Linked DNA regions of Homo sapiens: region 1 is linked to region 2. The links are chromatin loops, found by intact Hi-C in ENCODE. Cell type or tissue: MCF 10A. All regions are shown on one strand. Each heading gives the region's core, and the rest is flanking DNA. Links, peaks and the distances in the headings are about the cores only. Region 1 overlaps AKAP1 (A-kinase anchoring protein 1). Region 2 overlaps SRSF1 (serine and arginine rich splicing factor 1).

The links. Hi-C counts contacts between places; a loop is a spot of excess contacts. Peaks named below come from ENCODE experiments on the same cell type or tissue, not always from the same donor. Only the 100,000 strongest peaks of a DNase experiment are listed, where the experiment ranks them.
Region 1: a loop joins it to region 2, with 5 times the contacts of the local background. A loop is called at or near these places in 6 of 110 quality-filtered maps.

The regions. Positions count from the first base shown.
Region 1 is chr17:57,104,481-57,115,103 of GRCh38, forward strand. AKAP1 (A-kinase anchoring protein 1) reads left to right here. Exons shown (of 11, transcript NM_003488.4): 2 at 961-2,698; 3 at 5,545-5,678; 4 at 7,318-7,444; 5 at 8,011-8,138; 6 at 9,979-10,156. The coding sequence starts at 985. Among named protein-coding and RNA genes, the nearest start is that of AKAP1, 25 kb to the left of the region's middle. RefSeq lists an enhancer at 4,389-4,990 and a silencer at 9,588-9,882. In MCF 10A, for the core only: a CTCF peak has its summit at 5,675; a DNase peak (open chromatin) is centred at 3,121.
Region 2 is chr17:57,991,017-58,001,639 of GRCh38, forward strand. SRSF1 (serine and arginine rich splicing factor 1) reads right to left here. Exons shown (of 4, transcript NM_006924.5): 4 at 9,903-10,623. LOC101929185 (a long non-coding RNA gene) reads left to right here. Exons shown (of 1, transcript XR_001752716.3): 1 at 1-18. Among named protein-coding and RNA genes, the nearest start is that of VEZF1, 8.1 kb to the left of the region's middle. RefSeq lists an enhancer at 4,659-4,708. In MCF 10A, for the core only: CTCF peaks have their summits at 4,595 and 8,668 (motif pointing left); DNase peaks (open chromatin) are centred at 4,595 and 8,665.

The DNA.
Region 1 (10,623 bases), core at 1,146-9,145, 890 kb before region 2:
AGCATAAATCGAAAATAAATACATCTAATGCACCTAACCTACTGAACACCATAGTTTAGCCTAGGCTACTTTACATGAGCTGAGAAGACTCACAGTCGTCTACAGTGGGGCAAAATCACCTAGCAACACGATCCACTCTGGAGTGCCCGTTGTTCACCCTTGTGATAGAGTGGATGACTGGGAGCTAGCATTGCGAGAGAGTAGCGCATCACCTATTGGTAGTCCAGGGAAAGATCAGAATCCAAAATTGGAAGTATAGTTTCCACTGAATGGGTATTGTTTCCCACCATTGTAAAGTTGAAAAATTCTCAGTTGAGCCTTGGAAGATCAGGGAGCGCCTGTATTTGAATCTTCCAAGTCTGACCTGGACCTTCATGCTGCAGTTTGCTGTGTTGGTCCCTCACCCTGGAGCATCTCCTTAGCCATTGGGAATTTTATTCCTCCTTCATTCTCACTGTCTCTAATTGCTGAGTAACAAAGTTCCATTTCATTGACTCATGATTTTATGGGTAGATGTGAGGGAACCATGCACATGTGGATTCCATGGGGGTTTGAAATGCTCTGATGCCACTTGATAGAAAAAAATGTTCTGTGAGTTTAGAGAACTGAGCCACACTGAGCAGAGCTAGCCCCTTTTTGGGGAACATAGAGAGAATTTGGCATCATGAAGTGATGAAGGGAGGGATTTGGGTTAAAGAATAGAATGCTCGGTTTGTTTCAAGAGGGTGCGTGAGTTGGGGAGCATGGAGGGGAAGATGCCTCTTCCTGGCCACTGACCCCCAGTGGATCACACAGAGGGTGGACTGGTACGAGCTGAGAGGTGTGCTCCTCTTGGAGGGCAGGGAAGGCGGAGGAGATGGCTCCAGCTCTACCCTGTTGACTGTCTTGCATGTGCGGTTGCCAGTATCCTCCTACCTGGCTCTGTAACATCCCTCCTCCCCGCTCTCCTGCTCTCCCCAGGTGTAATTACTTCAAGCCTCCAGGATGGCAATCCAGTTCCGTTCGCTCTTCCCCTTGGCATTGCCTGGGATGCTGGCGCTCCTCGGCTGGTGGTGGTTTTTCTCTCGTAAAAAAGGCCATGTCAGCAGCCATGATGAGCAGCAGGTGGAGGCTGGTGCTGTGCAGCTGAGGGCTGACCCTGCCATCAAGGAACCTCTCCCCGTGGAAGACGTCTGTCCCAAAGTAGTGTCCACACCCCCCAGTGTCACAGAGCCTCCAGAAAAGGAACTGTCCACCGTGAGCAAGCTGCCTGCAGAGCCCCCAGCATTGCTCCAGACACACCCACCTTGCCGAAGATCAGAGTCCTCGGGCATTCTTCCTAACACCACAGACATGAGATTGCGACCAGGAACACGCAGAGATGACAGTACAAAGCTGGAGCTAGCCCTGACAGGTGGTGAAGCCAAATCGATTCCTCTAGAGTGCCCCCTTTCATCCCCAAAGGGTGTACTATTCTCCAGCAAATCAGCTGAGGTGTGTAAGCAAGATTCCCCCTTCAGCAGGGTGCCAAGGAAGGTCCAGCCAGGCTACCCCGTAGTCCCCGCAGAGAAGCGTAGCTCTGGGGAGAGGGCAAGAGAGACAGGTGGGGCCGAAGGGACTGGTGATGCCGTGTTGGGGGAAAAGGTGCTTGAAGAAGCTCTGTTGTCTCGGGAGCATGTCTTGGAATTGGAGAACAGCAAGGGCCCCAGCCTGGCCTCTTTAGAGGGGGAAGAAGATAAGGGGAAGAGCAGCTCATCCCAGGTGGTGGGGCCAGTGCAGGAGGAAGAGTATGTAGCAGAGAAGTTGCCAAGTAGGTTCATCGAGTCGGCTCACACAGAGCTGGCAAAGGACGATGCGGCGCCAGCACCCCCAGTCGCAGACGCCAAAGCCCAGGATAGAGGTGTCGAGGGAGAACTGGGCAATGAGGAGAGCTTGGATAGAAATGAGGAGGGCTTGGATAGAAATGAGGAGGGCTTGGATAGAAATGAGGAGAGCTTGGATAGAAATGAGGAGGGCTTGGATAGAAATGAGGAGATTAAGCGGGCTGCCTTCCAGATAATCTCCCAAGTGATCTCAGAAGCAACCGAACAGGTGCTGGCCACCACGGTTGGCAAGGTTGCAGGTCGTGTGTGTCAGGCCAGTCAGCTCCAAGGGCAGAAGGAAGAGAGCTGTGTCCCAGTTCACCAGAAAACTGTCTTGGGCCCAGACACTGCGGAGCCTGCCACAGCAGAGGCAGCTGTTGCCCCGCCGGATGCTGGCCTCCCCTTGCCAGGCCTACCAGCAGAGGGCTCACCACCACCAAAGACCTACGTGAGCTGCCTGAAGAGCCTTCTGTCCAGCCCCACCAAGGACAGTAAGCCAAATATCTCTGCACACCACATCTCCCTGGCCTCCTGCCTGGCACTGACCACCCCCAGTGAAGAGTTGCCGGACCGGGCAGGCATCCTGGTGGAAGATGCCACCTGTGTCACCTGCATGTCAGACAGCAGCCAAAGTGTCCCTTTGGTGGCTTCTCCAGGACACTGCTCAGATTCTTTCAGCACTTCAGGGCTTGAAGACTCTTGCACAGAGACCAGCTCGAGCCCCAGGGACAAGGCCATCACCCCGCCACTGCCAGAAAGTACTGTGCCCTTCAGCAATGGGGTGCTGAAGGGGGAGTTGTCAGACTTGGGGGCTGAGGATGGATGGACCATGGATGCGGAAGCAGATCATTCAGGAGGTAGGAGGGTCTCGGGTTCGTTTAGAGGATGGGGCGCTCCCAGTATTTCTTGGAGAAAGGCTGCCAGTCTGCCTCTCCCTTCTGCTACTTGTGCAGCAAAGTCATAGTGCTCTTCAGCTCTTTATCGCAACCTGCAGAGGTCTGGACACGGCGTAGAGCTGGTGGGTAACTGAGGAGTTAGATTGCCCTGAAACCCCAAGTCATGGGAGCTGTAACTTGGTTCCTCAACCGGTGACCTTCCCCAGTGAGCCCTTCCCAAGGAACTAGCGCCAAGTTGGGCTCGCTGATTAACATTAGTGTGCCTCTTTTTCTTTGTTTAAAAAAATTATTATTATTTTGGTGCAGATGGAGTCTTCCTTTGTTGCCCAGGCTGGTCTCGCACTCCTGGGCTCAAGTGATCCTTCCGCCCTCGGCCTCCCAGAGTGCTGGGTTTATAGGTGTGAGTCACTATGCCCAGCCCATTTTTTTTTCTTTTTTAAACACTAACCTCTTTGTGTGTGCGTGTGTGTGTGTGTTTTAATGGAGAGGCCTCCTTAGCTTTACTTCCCTTGAGTGCCAGGTATGGGTGTGAGTGTTTTGAATGGTTTTTATTTCCTTTTAATCATGTGCTTGTTCCCATGTCTTCACCTGCTTTCCTTCTCCAGAAGCTCTTACAGGGTAAGTGCCCAAAGAACGGCCACAGCTTTGAATACTTGTGGGAGGCTTGAGCTTCCTGAGTTGTCGCTGTCACCTTTGCAGAAAGCCTCAGCCATTTTCTTTCTGTGCAGTTGCAGCTCCACCCCCGGGAAAGCGGGGCACTTTGATAACGAGGTGTCCTGGGTTTTTCGAGTGCTGACCCCAGCGTAGACAGTTCAGACCGCTAACTTACAGGTCAGCAGCTCCTGACCCTGCTTCTGCAGGCACCCTGGGGTGTTTTCATTTATCTCATGGAGAGAGGCCACGAATATCCCGAGTGGCTCTCTGACTTGTTTGTCCTGGAGCCATTCCCTCCCATTTCAGCTCCGGGTAGGTTGGGAATCTTTATTGGGAATTTTACCACTTTCAGCAGCATCTAGTTTGTACCACACGCTACATTTTGTCACCTCCAAGATGCTGTTAAGACACTACTGTTTTTATGTACCTTGGAAAGAAAAAAGTGCTGCCAGTCATGATTATAGAAGGCAAGATACTATATGATGCATCCTAATCTCGGGATGTTTAAATGTTTCTTAAAATACTGCATCTGAAAATGGGTGATTTTTATTTTATTTATTTTTTAAGAATAAAGGAGTTTCCCTTTGCTTACTGCCCCTCAGCTGAATTAACAAGCCCCGCAGCCTTGTCTGCCAACTCTAGATGGATAGTAGTAGCTACTCAGACCTGTTGAAGTCTTCTGAGTTTAGGCTTGAACCTAAGCCGTGGTGATGGGCAGGGAGGTTTAGGGATGGCACGTGGAAATGAGGTAATACTGTCCACGAGCATGCGGTGGGTGCCAAGCACGAGGTTAGTGCCTCGCATGTACCTTCATGTCAGCCCTGCTTTGTTTGTGAGGAAGTTGAAGCTGAGAAGGGGACCAGGGACCACCCCACTGAGGGAGCTGGAAGCTGGCCTTTGAGTGCAGCCTGCTAGAGTCCGGGTGTGGTTCTGAGCCACTGCTGGGAGCCATCGGGATGGCAGGTGTTAGCCAGTCCCATTCTGTGGGGCAGAGGCTGGATACTGTGAGTGAGCAGAGCTCCCCGCCCCCTCGCCCAGCCCCTGTCAGCCTGTTATGCTTCCCGCAGGCTAGCCAAGCAGTCTTCCCCCAGAAGGGGTACTTTTCCCTGCATGAATCCTGTTCGAAGCGCCTAGTGTTAAGGGGGGAAGTCATTTTGAAGGTGATTCTTCCTTAGCTGGGAGCAGGATCTCTTGGGCCTTAGTTCTCTGCATCCAGTGTATGGGTTACTTGGCAAAGGATTATACTCAGGGTTTGGAGAAACCATGTGGAAGGTAACCTAATTGGTAGACTCTCAGGAGTGATCTATTTCTGGTGATTGAGTCATCCATATTTAAGCCAGGGCCACTTCTCTTGAGCTGATCTGGACCCGCTTTTTTGTGACGGTCCCTTTGGCACGCTCTTGAGTGAGAGTGGAACAGCCCAGGTCGGGAGCAGAGTCTGTTCCCATTGGGTTTTCTTGGGCATGAGCTTTGGCTCAGTCTTTTGACCAAGGGAGTATTTGAGCCAGAAGAGTGTTCAGAGTTGCATGAATCAGGCCTAAGCAAAGGGAAAGGAGACTCTCCTTTTTTAGTCCACATATGGCAGAGGAACGAGCGGGTCCCCGCTAGGTATAAGAATGGGGCCCTCAGGCAGGCCAGTGAGGACTTTGTCTAGCTCTGCTGGGCTGAAGGCCAGTACCTATGACCCTGGGACTGGGCCCTGGGGACAGGAGACTGACCCTTGGTCTGAGGGGGTAGGATAGTTGGAAGGGTGTCAAGGTGTTTGTGGTCCATCGGTCTGGCTCTCAGGACCATGTGGACCTCAAGCGTGTCTCCTCCCCCGCCCTCTGGGCTCCCCTTCCCTGGGCGCAGTCTGTCTCTTCCAAGTTCACCACTTGTGTCTCTGCTCCAGCAGCTGTGGCTGGGTGCGGCTGCCAATTAAGCAAGTGGGACTGTAAGTGACAGGCTAAAATTAGGTGTATCGACACCCCCAGTTCTCCTTTCATTGGGGTTGTTCTGAGCCTTCTAGACTGTAAGTTGACAGTCACCTGCCAAGCTTGAGGAGCGGGTGTGGGGCAGGGCCTCCTGGGAATGTGAGTTTGGGAAGTTCTTGGTTACTGGCTGCTCTGAGTGGGGTCTGTGTGTGTGCGTGCCTGCTGCTTCTTCCCCTGCAGGTTCTGACAGGAACAGCATGGATTCCGTGGATAGCTGTTGCAGTCTCAAGAAGACTGAGAGCTTCCAAAATGCCCAGGCAGGCTCCAACCCTAAGAAGGTCGACCTCATCATCTGGGAGATCGAGGTGCCAAAGGTAGGGGCGGAGTCCCCCAGGCTGGTTCTGTGGTAAGCCCAAAGCTCCCTGGGGCCAGGGCCATTAGACCTCAGGGAGGGAGGGGGCTGGGAGAGGGACAGTAAACCAGAAGGAGCCCTGGGTCAGCCAAAGGCCGCAGGGAAAGGACACGCTACACTTTGCCAAGGCTCAGAGAGCTTCCTGCAACATGGAATTCCTCCAGCTGCCTCCAGGAGCATCTTATTCTTGTACTTCTCAAACTCGCAGGCCTGTGTGTCTCCCTTGGGGGTGGTTCTTGCATATTCTGGGGCTCAGATCTATTTGGAAAAAAAACACCAAGGCCGTGGGGGCCAGCCAGAATCCCTTCACTGAGCTCTGCTCAAGTGCTCCAAGTGTATTTTATAATTGAGCAAAGCATAAATCCATATTTTAGAGAACTTGAAAAGTATAGAAATACATGCAGAAAATAAAAATCAGCTCTAATCCTACCCTTGAGAGTGACTGTGAAAGACTTTTATTTCCTTCTCATCTTGCACCCTGTGGTTTTTAAACAAAACTGAGATTATGTCGCTTTAATTAATACTTTAAATATTTAACAATTTAATTTTCGTGTGTTATTCTTTGAAAATGTAACTGTAACTGCATTATTCACTGTGTGGATGTCAGTTTACTTCATCAGTCCCCCATTCCTGAGTGCTTAAGTGGTTTCGAGCTTCTTGCTATTAGAACTTACAACATATTAGCTTGATCTTGATGTTTATCTCTGGGGCTCAGAAATAATTTGTCAGACCGCATTCTCCCAGGGCCCTGGGCTCTGTGCTCAGGTGGAGACTTGGCTTGGTCTGAACTCTGGGTCAGAGTGGCTGTTTTGACCCTGGGTTGCGAGGTCTCTTGGTGGTTTCCTCCCTGGGGGGCCCTGTTATCCGTCCTGCCTGCTTTTCCTTCAGTGGTTACAAAGGGCATGAAGAGAAAGGCTGTGCCTGAGGATGGACCATGTCCCCAGTAGCTCCTCCGGGAGGGGGTCGTTGGCGGTTGTGTGGGAGCCCATCTTACGTAAGGGCTAAGTTTGGCTGCTTCTATCTGCCTTGAACTCTGGCGCACTGGGCACTTCTGCATGCCTCCTGCTCTGCAGGCTTCAGCCTGCTGTCACTTGGCAGCGGGAGCCCAGGGTTCTTAGACCTTCATTTTCAAATCGAGCCCCTTTATCTTTGGATCTGAGTAGACTTGAGGGAGAGGGGCACGAGAAATCGAGAAACTGTGTGCTGGTGAAACTTCTCAGCATGGCTTTTAGAGGAGAAGATGCTGCTGCCTTTGCAGCTTTCCGGGTCTGGGCCACATTGTTGGGATGAAATGGGAACTGCTTGGTCCTGGAGCCAGACTGCCTGGTTCGACTTCCTGGTTAGCAGCTGTGTGACCTTAAGGTAGTTACTTAGCCTCTCTGGGCTTGTTTCCCCATATACAGAATGGTGATAAAGTTATCTGTGTTTCACAGGTACTATGAGTAAATGTAAGTGCTTAGAATAGTCCTGGAAAATAAATGCTGACATGGTAACAGCTAATATGTTTGAGCATGATCTTGTGTAAAACAGAAGTAGGTCTTTGGGTGTCCAGGGAATTGGTTTCCCTTTAACCCTCTCATCTCTTTTTGTCTTTCTGGAAGCACTTAGTCGGTCGGCTAATTGGCAAGCAGGGGCGCTATGTGAGTTTTCTGAAGCAAACATCTGGTGCCAAGATCTACATTTCAACCCTGCCTTACACCCAGAGCGTCCAGATCTGCCACATAGAAGGTCAGTAACATCTGCTGCTTGTATTGCCTCTTACCTGAAATATTAAATAGAAGTGAATAGCATCTGAGTTTCAATTGCTATCTTTTTGGAATAGGAAACCCTGCTTCTCATCCCAGGGAAGGGAGCATTAGGTATCTTCCCTGCAGCCTTTTCCCCATTTCAGGTGCCTGCGGGAGACTCAGGTCCCTCCCTACTCTGATCTTTGGCCAGGAGAAGTGTGGGTGCTTGGTTGGGCGGGGCCTGGGTCCTGGGTTCATAGTGCCCACCACCCCATAAAGGCTTCTCTCAAAGCAGAAGTGCCCTGTGTGCAATTCCCCCTTGGCATTTTCACAGCTGCCTGCCTCTTCTGTTGCATTGAAAGCATGGATCATAATGGCAGAGGTATCATTTGAAAGGCTTAGATGCCTTTCTTCCTAAAGCAGAGCTTAAGTGTTTTGTTACCTCAAAGATGCACTTGAACTCTATGCAAAGTCCAGTGGAGTGGGGTCTGTGGCTGTGTTTTTGTGAGTGTGGGTGTGAGTTTCCTCTTACAGTGATTGTATGTCCTGCCCCCATCCGCTATTTAGGCTCTCAACATCATGTAGACAAAGCGCTGAACTTGATTGGGAAGAAGTTCAAAGAGCTGAACCTCACCAATATCTACGCTCCCCCATTGCCTTCACTGGCACTGCCTTCTCTGCCGATGACATCCTGGGTGAGCGTGCTACTGGGTGATCCGGACTTCTTGCCACTTTCCCCCAAACCTACCCCAAACAAGAAACTCCCCAGACCTCAGGCTAAGAAGGCCAAGTGCACATGAGTGCCTGCGCCCTCTCTTCTCTGGCCTCTGCTGGTCGGTTCTGCTATGGGACTGTGTTCTGGGGACAGGGCTTAGGTGGTGATAGCGCTGGCAGGAAACCAGAGGCCTCTTGGTCCCCACATGGGAGGACTACTTTTCCTGGCTCTCCCCCTGGGCACCTTTTAAGTTTTCTAGGCGTTTGCTTAGAAAGGATGGTGTAGTTCGGACAGGAGATTGGGTGTGTCCAGGGTCGCCGTTCACCACCTGAGACCTGGGTGGGACTAGAATCATGGGTTTGGATGGCGCTTGTTCTTTCTTCTGGTTGAGTCAGGCCTTAACAGTGGCCCTGGTGAAGGATCTCCTTCCCCTTCCCCTCCCCAGGAGGTGCCTAAATTACAAAGAAGAATGAATACTCCCCACCAGGCCCGGAAGTCCAGTGACTCTTGGGAGGTTGCCCCAGGAGTTTGGCAGAGGGAAGAGCTGCTATCTCCAGGGCCCCTGTGTGCTGCTGACTGCAGGGTCTCTCAGGGCCGTGGCCCATATCCTGCCGTGTGCCTCTGGCCCTGGTTGGGTCTTATCTCACTGGGAGTAGAATTGCAGAATTCTGTGGGCCAACGACTGTTGACTACGTTTTACACAGATGGACAGATGGGCTGACTATAGCTCCAAGGAAATTGTCCTCCTTCGTGTTTTTTTTTTGTTTTTTTGTTTTTTTATGGATGGTAGGCATTTCAGTTTTGTGTCTTCCCCTTTGCAAAGGCCCTTGGGCTGGAGGGAAAGGATTGGGATATCTTTTTCCTGTGGATATGTGAGAGTAGGCTGAATACCACTTTATGCTTTACTCCTGAATCAAGAGTTTTTTCCCAGGAGGCTCGGTCGTAGACTCACTCTCTTTTTTTTTTTTTTTTTTTTTTTTTTGAGACAGAGTCTCACTCTGTTGCCCAGTCTGGAGTGTAGTGGCATGATCTTGGCTCACTGCAACCTCTGCCCACCAGGTTCAAACGATTATCCTGCCCCAGCCTCCTGAGTAGCTGGGATTACAGGTGTGCTCCACCATGCCCAGCTAATTTGTATGTTTTTAGTAGAGATGGGATTTCACCATGTTTGCCAGGCTGGTCTTGAACTCCTGACCTCAGGAGGGTAAGCAGTAGGAGGGAGAGCAAATAGGAAGCAGACTCTGCTAGACCTTGACCATGGACCTGACCTGAGGCCACTGCTTGCTCTTGGGAGGGCAGCGTAGATGCTGTCAGACCATAGGCTCCTGGGGTTGTCTGCCAGTCCACAGGAGTTGGCTAAAGGGCCTGGGGCCTGCCTACTGCTTATTTTCAGGAGTCTTGTTCTCAGCGGCCACCTCATTCCTGTGTTGCCCTCCCTGGGTCTTATAGATTCATCAACAGAAGTGGGAGGGAGGGCACTGCTGGTAGGTGGACCCTGCCCAGGCCTGTGCAAGGCCCAGCACTACCTCCGCAGTTGCTTCTTGGTTGCCCAGTGTCTGTGGGACCCTCCCTGCCTGGCCCTGAGGTGAGACTGCCCCTAATGGCTGCTCGTGGTATTGCAGGACAACAGCCACAGGGGTGTCGAACACTTTCTGTTGTTAAAGTAGTCCTTCAACCTCTACCTTCTGGGTGCCATGTTGTCTTGAGTTGCCCTTTTCAAAGATATGCTAGCCCAGAGACTTGCCCTTGGGTCTCGGGACTTATTCAAAGATGAGATAAGAAGGATTGTTTCAGTGACCGCTCCCCCTTCCCCTCTACAGCTCATGCTGCCTGATGGCATCACCGTGGAGGTCATTGTGGTCAACCAGGTCAATGCCGGGCACCTGTTCGTGCAGCAGCACACACACCCTACCTTCCACGCGCTGCGCAGCCTCGACCAGCAGATGTACCTCTGTTACTCTCAGCCTGGAATCCCCACCTTGCCCACCCCAGTGGAAAGTAAGCAGTGCCCTGAGGGGTCGGGAAGGGGGACCCCTGGGGTTGCCTGTTCTGCCCTGGATCCTGATCAGGAGGAGGCTGTTCTGCGATCCTTCATGGAAGCAGCATCCTTCAATTCTTGCCATTGTTATGGAGCTGGGGTGGGTTTCCTGGCAAGGCAGAGCTGGGGTTTCCACTGGCTGGCAGAGTGATGGGTGTTGGAGTAGAGTTTTGACACAGGGATTCAGATCCCAGCTCTGCCACTAATTTTTTTTTTTAATTTTTTCTTTTTTTTTTCCCTCAAAGCCAGTGTCATAGTATCTGCCACCTATTTATTATCTGTTAAAGGGGGTGATACCCACTTGTTCCAGGAATTAGTGTTGAATACTGTATGTATTACATATAAAGCACTTATGCATATAATGGTTACCACAAAAAAATCCCCAAGTCCAACAAGCCTGTGCAGCGTGTTGGGTCATCTCCATTTA
Region 2 (10,623 bases), core at 1,568-9,567:
ATATTTTTATTGGTGTTATCGAGTGGTTCTAGATTAACTTTGGGGCTTGGAACTCTGCACATAAGCTCTGAGCCAGTTAATTATCCCTTTTACTTTCGCCAAGTGACAGGTTTTCTCCCATCCATTTCTCCTTCAAAGAGCCCTAAGGTAAACGGGCAAAGGGCTAATGACACATAACAAAGGAAGATGCCTATTAAAATCTGTTGTTCTAAACACAACTTTTAGTAAACATTAGAAAGCAACAGGATATTTCCTTCCTCATTTGGAGAGAATTTTAAAGTCCTGTGAATACATTGAGGATGTGGATTACAGACTTAGAATCCTAGGAAAAGAAAGTATCTCTGCCGTTGTCAATTACCTGTCCCCAGCTAAGACTGCTCCACAAACTAAAAACAAATCCAAAACTTTCAGTAGGGAATATCTAGTTAGAAGCTTCAAATTGGCAAGTTAATGGACCAACTCTTTATGCAAAAAAGCCAGAACTGACAATTAACAAATTTAATAGTAAAAATCAAGATTGCAATATTTAGAAATACCAAAAAGTATTGGCCAGAAAGAAATAACCCTTCCATATCAGCCTCAATACAATCAGGAGAAAAAGCAACATATTTTCAAAGTGACACCCCCCCCATCCCCCCTTAAATACTCCAAACTCCTCAGGGAGGAAAGCAGAGGTTATCTCCTCACTGCCTGAACTGGATAAGCACACTAAGGGCTTTGAAGCCATTTGCCTTTTGCCTTTGACCCATGTGGTCAGAAGTCAGGTTTGTGTTTCAATTCTACCACCTGAAGTGTCACCAGGAGTTATTTAACTGGCAAGGTGAGGAAAGGGAAACAAGAATTCTTTTTCCTGAATACCCATTTAAGTTCCTTGACAACTGGAACAAAGTCATAGAGAGCAAAGGGACAATGTAACAAATCTACCCATTTTCCTAGTAGACACTGAATTCAGCTGGTAGTCGAGGGCTTTTAATTAAAACATTTTATTGTTTCTAAGAATGTTCACACAATCCAAGACTTCAAAAATGAGTCTAAAGCCATGGAAACACATTTATCACCTTCATGCTTGTTGAAGGACACCAGCAAAAATCAATGCTAAACCTATCAGCTTCATCCATTAAAGCATTTGCATAGAGAAACTAACTTCCATTTTACAACTCTTTAATGACAGGGAGAATATCCAACAAATCGCAAGTAAAATAGCATAGACCACAAGGAAAGAAACTAAGACAAGTCAAAAATACACCAAGTAAGAAATTCAATACAACTGGAAAACATACTCATAGGCACCAACATTCCTCCTTTGGACACCTGTTCCTTACTGCCCTCAGATGCCCCAGGACAGGGTAATGGCTGAGCATGGAAAAAGTAGGTAATGGGTCACACAAACTTGGTGGTCCTGCACCAAACTACAAAGATTAGCTCAATTATAGCATTGTGCTAACAGTAAAAGTAGTAAAAAATAAAAAATTAAAAAAAATAAAAAAATAAACTAAATTCCTACACAAAGTTTCTCGAGTACAGAGGTGAATGTCTTCTCCTCGGCTACAGCCTCCACCCCAAATACAACCCACCAGTTAAGAGGGATAACACTAAACAATGCTGTTTAGTGTCATGTGCACCCATCTACATGACCAGAAAAATACTGTTCATATGCAAAAAAATTTACTAATTGTTAATGCCTGGCCAGATGTTCTTGTGAAGAGCAAGGCAGGGGAAAAACATGTTATCAAGTGAATACTCTATCCAAACTCCAAGAGAAACATCTCCAGTTTTTCTTCAGAGTCAATTTGATCTTCAACTGAGGGTCCCTCCATTCTTGGCAGTGAGAGGAACAGTGAATAATGAAAACAGGTGTTCAGAAACCTATGCAGTATACTCCCTGGGTAAGGAAGGTGAGCAGCAGTGACCTAAGACACTGACATGACCTCATGACTAGCAAGACCAAACTTTGAGAAAGCTGCTCCATTCCAGAAATCAATGCTAACAGATGGCAACACAAGGCCTAGATAAGATCTGGCTTAGGCTCCAGAAAAGGGAATTAACTTTTTAAAGGATGTTTCTTGACCTTGAGAAGTAGAAAGTGCCTAAAGGGCCGATCTGGTGGCTCACACCTGTAATCCCAGCACTTTGGGAGGCCAAGGCAGGTGGATCACCAGGTCAGGAGATTGAGACCATCCTGGCTAACACGGTGAAACCCTGTCTCTACTAAAAAATATAAAAATTAGCCGGGCATGGTGGTGGGAGTCTGTAGTCCCAGCTACTTGGGAGGCTGAGGCAAGAGAATGGCGTGAACCCGGGGGGCAGAGCTTGCAGTGAGCCGAGATTGCGCCACTGCACTCCAGCCTGGGCAACAAACCGAGACTCCGTCTCAAAAAAAAAAAAAAGTGCCTAAAGTTCTACATTCAGTCATCTGGTCCAGGCATAAAAGCAGGTGAAGGGGCCTGCTGCGCTGGTTATTAAAAGCTCTACACATGGACAACAGCTGTACTCAGCATCTACTCTTTAAGCTGTGAATAACACATCAAGCTTACCTGCTGCTGTCCACAAATACTACTTGAAGCACTTCACCCTTGGTTGCCTGAGTAGTGGCAGAAAGCTCTCTGCTAGGCCTGAGGGAAGACCAGAATTCCTAGAGGACAGGATAGATTTTGACCTGATGAACAATTATTAAGGTACACAGGGAAGAATCTAGATTTTTTTCCTTTGAAGTACCTTTGGTCTCTAACAAAGCACACAAGGCTCTATTCAACTAGCTGACAGAAGTTAATTAGCCCTCTACCCCAAGGGCCTGACCCTGCCCTCTGCTAGCTTTTTGTTTTACTGACCTTACCTCCTCAACTTCACCTCCCTCCTCCAGCTGTTTCCTCGTATTTCTGCAGCTTCCTCTTTCTTCCCACCTCTCCTTTCACTTTCTCCCCTTTCATTCAGAAATGAATGCTCAGAGAGCAGATGGCAAGTAGTCAACCCAAGCCAGTGAAAACACTTCCTGAGCACCTGGTACAAAGACCAGAAACACACTGTGGCTGCTGGAATACAGAATACACGTTATCCCTGTCTTTTAGCAGTTCATACTTTAAAGGAGAAAGGCATCATATACTTATTCCTCACATATGAAAAGATATTTTCAGGCCAATTTATTTATAATATGGGACAAAATGATTGTTTACATCAGAACTGATAACTTTTACTACTACAGTAATTTTTCCGTGGCCTCCTACATAGCACATCTAGTGAAACTGATTCTGAAGCCTGATGAAGCCCCATGTATGTTCTATACACTTTAGCTGAGGTGTTAACTCTAATCAGTTAAGAAAAGCACATGAAGAGTCCAAGTTGGTACTACAATGTGTGATTAGTCTTCTCCCGAGAGAACTGAGAAAATTCAGGTAAACTTGACTATTAGAGGGTAGGTTTGGAGTTTGTTCCAGTGATCTCCTTAAAAATGGCTTAGGAGTTTGAGATAAAACTCCTGTGGGAAACAAGGAGAAAGGGATGGGGCACAAATCCACATCTCAAATCAGTAGGTTACTCTTTAGCTGTTTCTCCCAGTGGCTTGAAGAGCCCTGGTAAACACCCAGTACTCGATATATCAAATGGACAGCACTCAGAGACAGCTCAGATACAGCCCCACGTTCAGGCTGTGGTGAGAATTCCAACCCAGAAAGATGTAGTGAAGATTTCCAAAGGCCAGCCAGGACACCCCAGGGACTAACTTCCCAGTTCATAATTTTAATCATCTTGAATACAAAACAAAGACCTCTCTAATGTGGACTCTCCTTAGAAAAATGGCTTGTGTTTAGAATTATCCCAGAACTATTATGGAAGCATGAGTATTTCAGTAAAATAATTACTGAGCACCTACTAAATGCCAGGAGCTGTACTGTCACTGGGGATACTTCTAAGAATCTTCTCTACTGAAGAAACCAAGCCTTGCAAAGAAATAATTATAAAACAGTTACAGACATTTGTACAAAGTGCGTAACGAGCACTGGGAAAGGAAATTTTTAAAGGGCTATTTGCTCATTTGTTTTCATATAAGTGATAGTTTTGACACTGTAGATTACCAACTAGGGTTGCTGAATACAAAAACTGATACCTAAGAGATAGTATGTGTAGGCTAAGTGTAATGCAAACATTTTTATTGGAAACTGGAAGTTACCACACATTGGCTTTTAAAACTTAAAATTCCTAGAGTGGTTCATTTTTGTGGATCTGTTACTAATACAAATTTAAGTGTATACTCAGCTATCAACACAAATGCAGATGTTTTAAACATTTACCCTTTCACAGGTTCTTTTCTATGATTTTTTTGTGGGGCTGCTGTGTAGTTATTGAGTGGCTAGCCAGGCCCCAGCCACTGTGTGACCAGCTGTCCTCCTGTGGGGCCAGCCTCAATAGTAGGGGTCAAAAGAGGGCCAGGGCTTCTCTGAGAGAGCTGGCTGTGCACTGCACACTGGAAAGCCAAGGAGCTAGGCATCCCTCTTTCTTGCTGCCAGGCTCTGGAACATGGCCACTGTGACTAGATGTAGTCCTACTCTAGAACAACCCTCAGCACACAGGGTAAGAACATGGATCAAAGACAGCACCATGGGACACCCTGCTGGCATCTGGTAGATATTACAGGTGTTTCTCACTTGGGTCAGACTTTTCTCCCCGAGGCCTCCCAACTGGAAAAAGCAGGCTGGCTTTAAAAAGCAACGTGATAGTAAAACAAGAATTTCTCACCACAAGATCTGGATTCAAGTTCTGGGCCTGCCCCTTTAACATCTCTGGGCCTATTTCTTCAAACTGCAAAATGAAACTAAATACTACGTGAGAATTAAAATGAGCCACAGTATCAGGACTGGGCGCAGTGGCTCATATCTGTAATCCCAGCACTTTAGGAAGCCAAGGTGGGAGGCCTGCTTAAGCCCAGGAGTTCAAAAAGTCTGAGAAACAGAGCAAGACCCTGTCTCTACAAAAAATATAAAAAAGGTAGCAAGGGTATAAACCTTTGAGGTTACTATTCTAAGAATATGCATGATCTGACTAAAGAACACAGTGTCTCAGATTTAAGCTATGTGGCACACCTGCCTAAGATTTCAATAATGTATTTATTCACAAACATTTATTAAGGTGCAGGTACTAGCATTCTGGACATCTTAGAAGAAATGTCAAAAAGTTTAAAACATAAGACTTTGGGGAGCCGGGCGCGGTGGCTTATGCCTGTAATCCCAGCACTTTGGGAGGCCGAAGCGGGCAGATCACGAGGTCAGGAGTTTGAGACCAGCCTGGCCAACATAGTGAAACCCTGTCTCTACTAAAAATACAAAAAATTAGCTAGGTGTGGTGGCAGGTGCCTGTAATCCCTGCTACTTGGGAGGCTGAGGCAGGAGAATCGCTTGAACCCAGGAGGTGGAGGTTGCAGTGAGCCGAGACTGCGCCACTGCACTCCAGCCCAGGTGACAGTGCAAGACACTGTCTTAAAAAAAAAAAAAAAAAAAACAGCCTTTGCTCTCAGTTTACTATGTAGCTGAAGAAAACAAAGCATACACATTAAACTAGAGAACAGCTTAAGGGCAACATGTCCACCTGCACATATAGCACTTTTTAAAACATGAAGAAAAGCAAATAAGAAACAACGCAATTAGTTCAAGAATGCTTCAGTCATTAGGTGTGATCATGAAGGGGTGAGATTTTTAATGGCAAAAGGAATGGGGCTGCTTATGGGATTTATGATGTGGGGTGTTAAAATGTATGGATGCTGGGTCTCTTGGTTTTGAGAGAATTGTTTAAGCTAGCTGATCCTATAAACCTAAAGACCAGGGTCAGGGTCCTAAAGTTAATGCTTAAGACTCCCAACCCAAGGAATAATATACATGCTATCTAGTCTCTTCACAATACATCGTTATGTATTAATCTCTTTATGAATAGTTACCAACAACAAAAAAACAACCAAAATGATTCCATCCCAAAGAGAAATATGCAGGAATTCTCATTGAGGCAATACCACTAAATTCTGAGGCAACTTAAAGCTTCCTCTGTAAGAAGCTTAAAAGAGAATGACTGAAAAAGGATACCTAGGAGGCAACTATTTAGTCTTTTTGGAGACAATGTCATCAATTCTTGGTGATCTGTACTGAAAGTGTGCACAGCTTACATCAAAACCACTTACTTTGGTCTTACAATTGGTCTTACTTTGCAAGACCAATTCTGGGAGCAACATTTACTTATCCAATTATACTTGGACTTAGGCTAGCATTTAGATTAATTCAAATTTTCTGGCTTCACATCTGAGGAGTTATTAGTATTAAAATACCTTCTCCAATAATCCACCCAGTTAACGAATAGCTTGTGAAACAGACTTCTACAGTGCTTTGCTTTTAGGGAATACTAAATTCTTCCCATCTCGCCCATCAATATTAAAACTGTCAGCACTGCATTTAGCTCATTGGGAAATATAAATATATTCAGTTCCTGGGTCTGTAGAGTTAAAAAATACATGTATTTACCAAATCAACCAGGGTAGGGGAAGATGTGATTGAGAACAGGATAAATTGGAAAGGTAGAATATAACCCATTGTTAACTCATATTAAGGGAGTGACATGTTTTAAGGATCTGGAGTCACTGAAACCAGCTTTAACACTTCAGTAATATGAATTTGGGTACAGACAAAAATGCTGATATGGCAACTGGAGATGGGAAGACAAATCCAAACAGCATCTTGAAGAACTCTATTTGGCAAGTAAACACATCTCTAGGTTAATCTAAATCATAGATGCGGTGGCACCCTGAAGACACAGAACTTGACTATCACCTTGCTGCAAATTTACTATTTTTAGAGTACAAAGGAGCCATTTGAGTTTTCTTTGGAATGTGCTTGTTACACTGCGAACCAACATTTTACATTTCTAGCCTTAAGTTGTGGATGTCAGCCAGGTGCGCTGGCTCACACCTGTATTCCCAGCACTTTGGGAGGCCGAGGCGGGCGGATCACTTGAGATCAGAAGTTCAGAGACCAGCTGAGCCAACATAGTGAAACCCTGTCTCTATGAAAAATACAAAAATTAGCCAGGTGTGGTGATGGGCACCTGTAATACCAGCTACTTGGGAGGCAGGAGAATCGCTTGAACCCGGGAGGCGGAGGTTGCAGTGAGCCGAGATTGTGCCACTACACTCCAGCCTGGGTGACAGAGTGAGACCCTGTGTCAAAAACAAAGACAAAAAAAATGTGAATGTCACTCTTGGTGTTATTTTATAGTTCAAATTTCTACCACCGTTAAGGGTAGAAGACATTCACCCAGCACTTCCCAGTCCTATCTAAAGGTTATACCTTCCCTTTTGCTTGACTGATCCTATAATCTTATGTATTAAGCCTTAATAATTGTTGAAAGCTTATCCCAAAATGACATATAAAGACTCCTCCTCTAATACACAGCACCTGAGGGAACAATTCTACCATGGTTTTTCTTAGCACTTTACAATCTCCAGGTTTAGCACTTTTCTTTCTACAAGGAGAATTCTGAATTTTCATTTGCCTAATTTGTGGCTTCAGAGTGCATCTTCAAAAGTTATTTAAAAATTATCAAAGGGACACCAGAGCTAACATTTACAGGATTAAAGACAGGCTTCAATCTAGTTAGTGCCCTTTCAGCTGTCAATCCAATTTGCAGCAAGACTACTAGTTAACAGTAACTACCTTCTGTAGCTTTCCTTGCTACTTAGTGTTACCTTAGCAGGCAGGGAAATCTCTACTGTGTAAACTTGATTACTTTTCCCCCCACAAGAAGTCCACTTTGTCCACTTTTAGTGCTTTATTCTTTGAAACAGACTGATTTTCTAAAATTAACATTTTAAGGCCAGTTGTCCCACACCTGTCTTCTGGATGACTAAATCCCATCATATGGGCCTAAAAGGTTTAGTATTCTCAATGACAATTTATACTGTAAACAGGAGACAAGTTTGTGTCCTTTCCATTTTTTATAAAAGAAACCTGGGGAGAAAGCGGTGATGGGAATGACAGATACTAAAAGTGTTAAATTTTCAGTAATTTTCAGCTGTTAATATGGCATTAACTACTGTGTCTACTGACTTTTTGATCACAAGACAACCTGCTACTTAAGTGAGGCCTAGAAAATAGAAAACAGCTAAGCTGACACATAAGTAGGATTTTAAGACAAACTTTAAGAACCTCTTAGTAATACTGAGAAGATCATCACACCTGAAACTGTCACTCCATAAAAGCAAACTGCAGGTCTCTAAAAGCATATTCATTTCTTCTAGTTCATAACCAAATTGTTATGTCTAGTTTTCCCCAGCACACCTAACTCCTGTTCCCAATTCTCACATTCATGGCCTTATTATTCCATACCTGATGTACAAGGTAGGCAGAAAAACAAGCAGACTTATGTCTTCAGTATTTTCTTAGTCCCAGAACCTAGATTTGTTACAAAATGAGTGCCTGTAAGGTAAACTCTGAAAACCTAAATGGATGCAAAAGCTGAAAAGGGGAAGAATTTTACACAAAAGATGGGAAGACAAAGGTAAAGTTGCAAGAAAACTTACCCAAACCATCTAACTTTAGAGCTGATACAGAGGATCAAGGTAGTTAGCTGGTCTCTACTTTGTTCTATGTATCTATAATGGGGATTATTTCCTGCTTAATTTTGTGTTATAGCTCCCTCTAGTGGCTAAGTGATTTTCCCTAGCACTTACCAATGGAGAGCAGTACAGCATGTTGTAAAAAAACCAAACAAACAAACAAAAAAAATTAAGACCTATTTCTACAAGTTGTTTTTGTTCAAAGTGCATTTGGTGGAGATGAGTATAGCATCCTAGAGAAGCTGTTTCCACTATCTTCATGTCCACAGTTCTACCAATAGTTGGCACTTATAAGTTGTCTGGTAACAGAAGTCTGATGCTTTTTAACCCGATGCTTGAGTATCAAGCTGAACTAAGTGTTGTTTTGCTTACCTAAACAGTAAACTTCTTATGAAAAGTCATGAATGACTTTTCACCCCCTGAAATCCCAGCCTAGCACCTATTAAAATGTTGTAAATTACAAATGTTATATTTGCCTAAATTAACTTCTATATGACAGAGTCATTTATTCAATTTTTATTCTGTGCATTAATGAAGCACGGAGTGATTTTTATAATAATTAAAAAATCCTTCCTTTAATCACTACAAGCTCACAAGAACCCTCAGGGTTGTTAGGCATTAGCTTTCAAAGCTACCAAGAAGCACCGTGAAGGTCTCAATAACAGGAATAAGTACTGGTTTAAGTATACTATAATCTCTTGGGGTTTGTTTAAAGCAAGTTACTTTTGGCAGCATTACTATTCATTCAATAGACAATCACGATAGACATAATGAACAGATGTTTCCTGATAATCTCTTTACTTCATGCCAATCCCAGCTTTTCCTATAGGATCTAATTGGTCAATGTTCCTTTAAGTACTGATACAGAAACAATAACTCAAAAGAATGTTGTATTGTACACTCTAGGATGCCTGAGTATTTGCTTCAATGGGATATAATTGTTGAGTCCACTATTACAACAGAATGTAAAGAAATGTGGGCCATACCTTTTTTTCTTGTGGCTGCTTCAGCCTAAAAAGATGGGGGAACTTAAAATTCAATCAACAAAGGATTCACAATAACAGGTTTTTCAGTCAAGACACCCCAGTTACAGACAAAAGCATTAGGCCTGTGTATGCTAGTACAGTTCCTACAATCCCTTATATGAACTCTTTGGAGACAGACATATCTGGGATTCAGAGCTGTATGCACTTTATGAGGTACATATATACCCTGTATTACATAAAACCCTCAGCAAAGTCTGTGGCAACTGTGCAATGAATAATGAAGTTCAACAGGAAACAGTTTAGTCACACTAAGTGCAAAATGAAGGCAGCAATTCTGGTCAGGGTTCACATTTAATTAGCTCAACAACAGAAAATCTTTTGTTTTCGTAGTTTTTGGATTTCAAAAAATGGATAAGAGACTGTAATCTGTTTTCTGCGTTTGCAGTCTTCATACTGTGATGGAAATAATGGTTATGTTACAACAGAACTTCAGTCTAACAGTTTCTCATCTTTTAATACTATTTATGGTAAATACATATATATAACTTACTTGCAATTTAAATTACAAAATTCATATACAAAGTAAGCAAAAAGGCACACATAAGAAATCCACCTTGACCACAGAAATGTGAAAACACCAGCCCTAATGACCAAGACAATGTTTCAAAGACAACAAACACCAAGAAAAGTTGAGATTCTACAATAAATCATATTAAACGCAAGCACTATGATGCACAGACGTGAGCACTGAATATTTACTAAAGCATAAAACTTAGGAAAAATCATTTTACGGGGAATCTATTCATATTCCAAACAGCATTTTAAAAAACATTAAACTTAGCTTAGTTTTAAAAACAAAATTCAGACCCAAACAATCAAGAACCAGAAAATGGGTTTCTTACCTTTTGTTTCCAGTAGGATGTGGGCTGAACAGCAAGGTGGGTTATTCAATCTGATGTTATGAAAAGTAATTGCTTCTTAAAGAGACTTAAGTTTTTCCTTGGTTAGAAAATAATTATAGGCTCCCTAAAATATTCTAAGGGGACATAAATA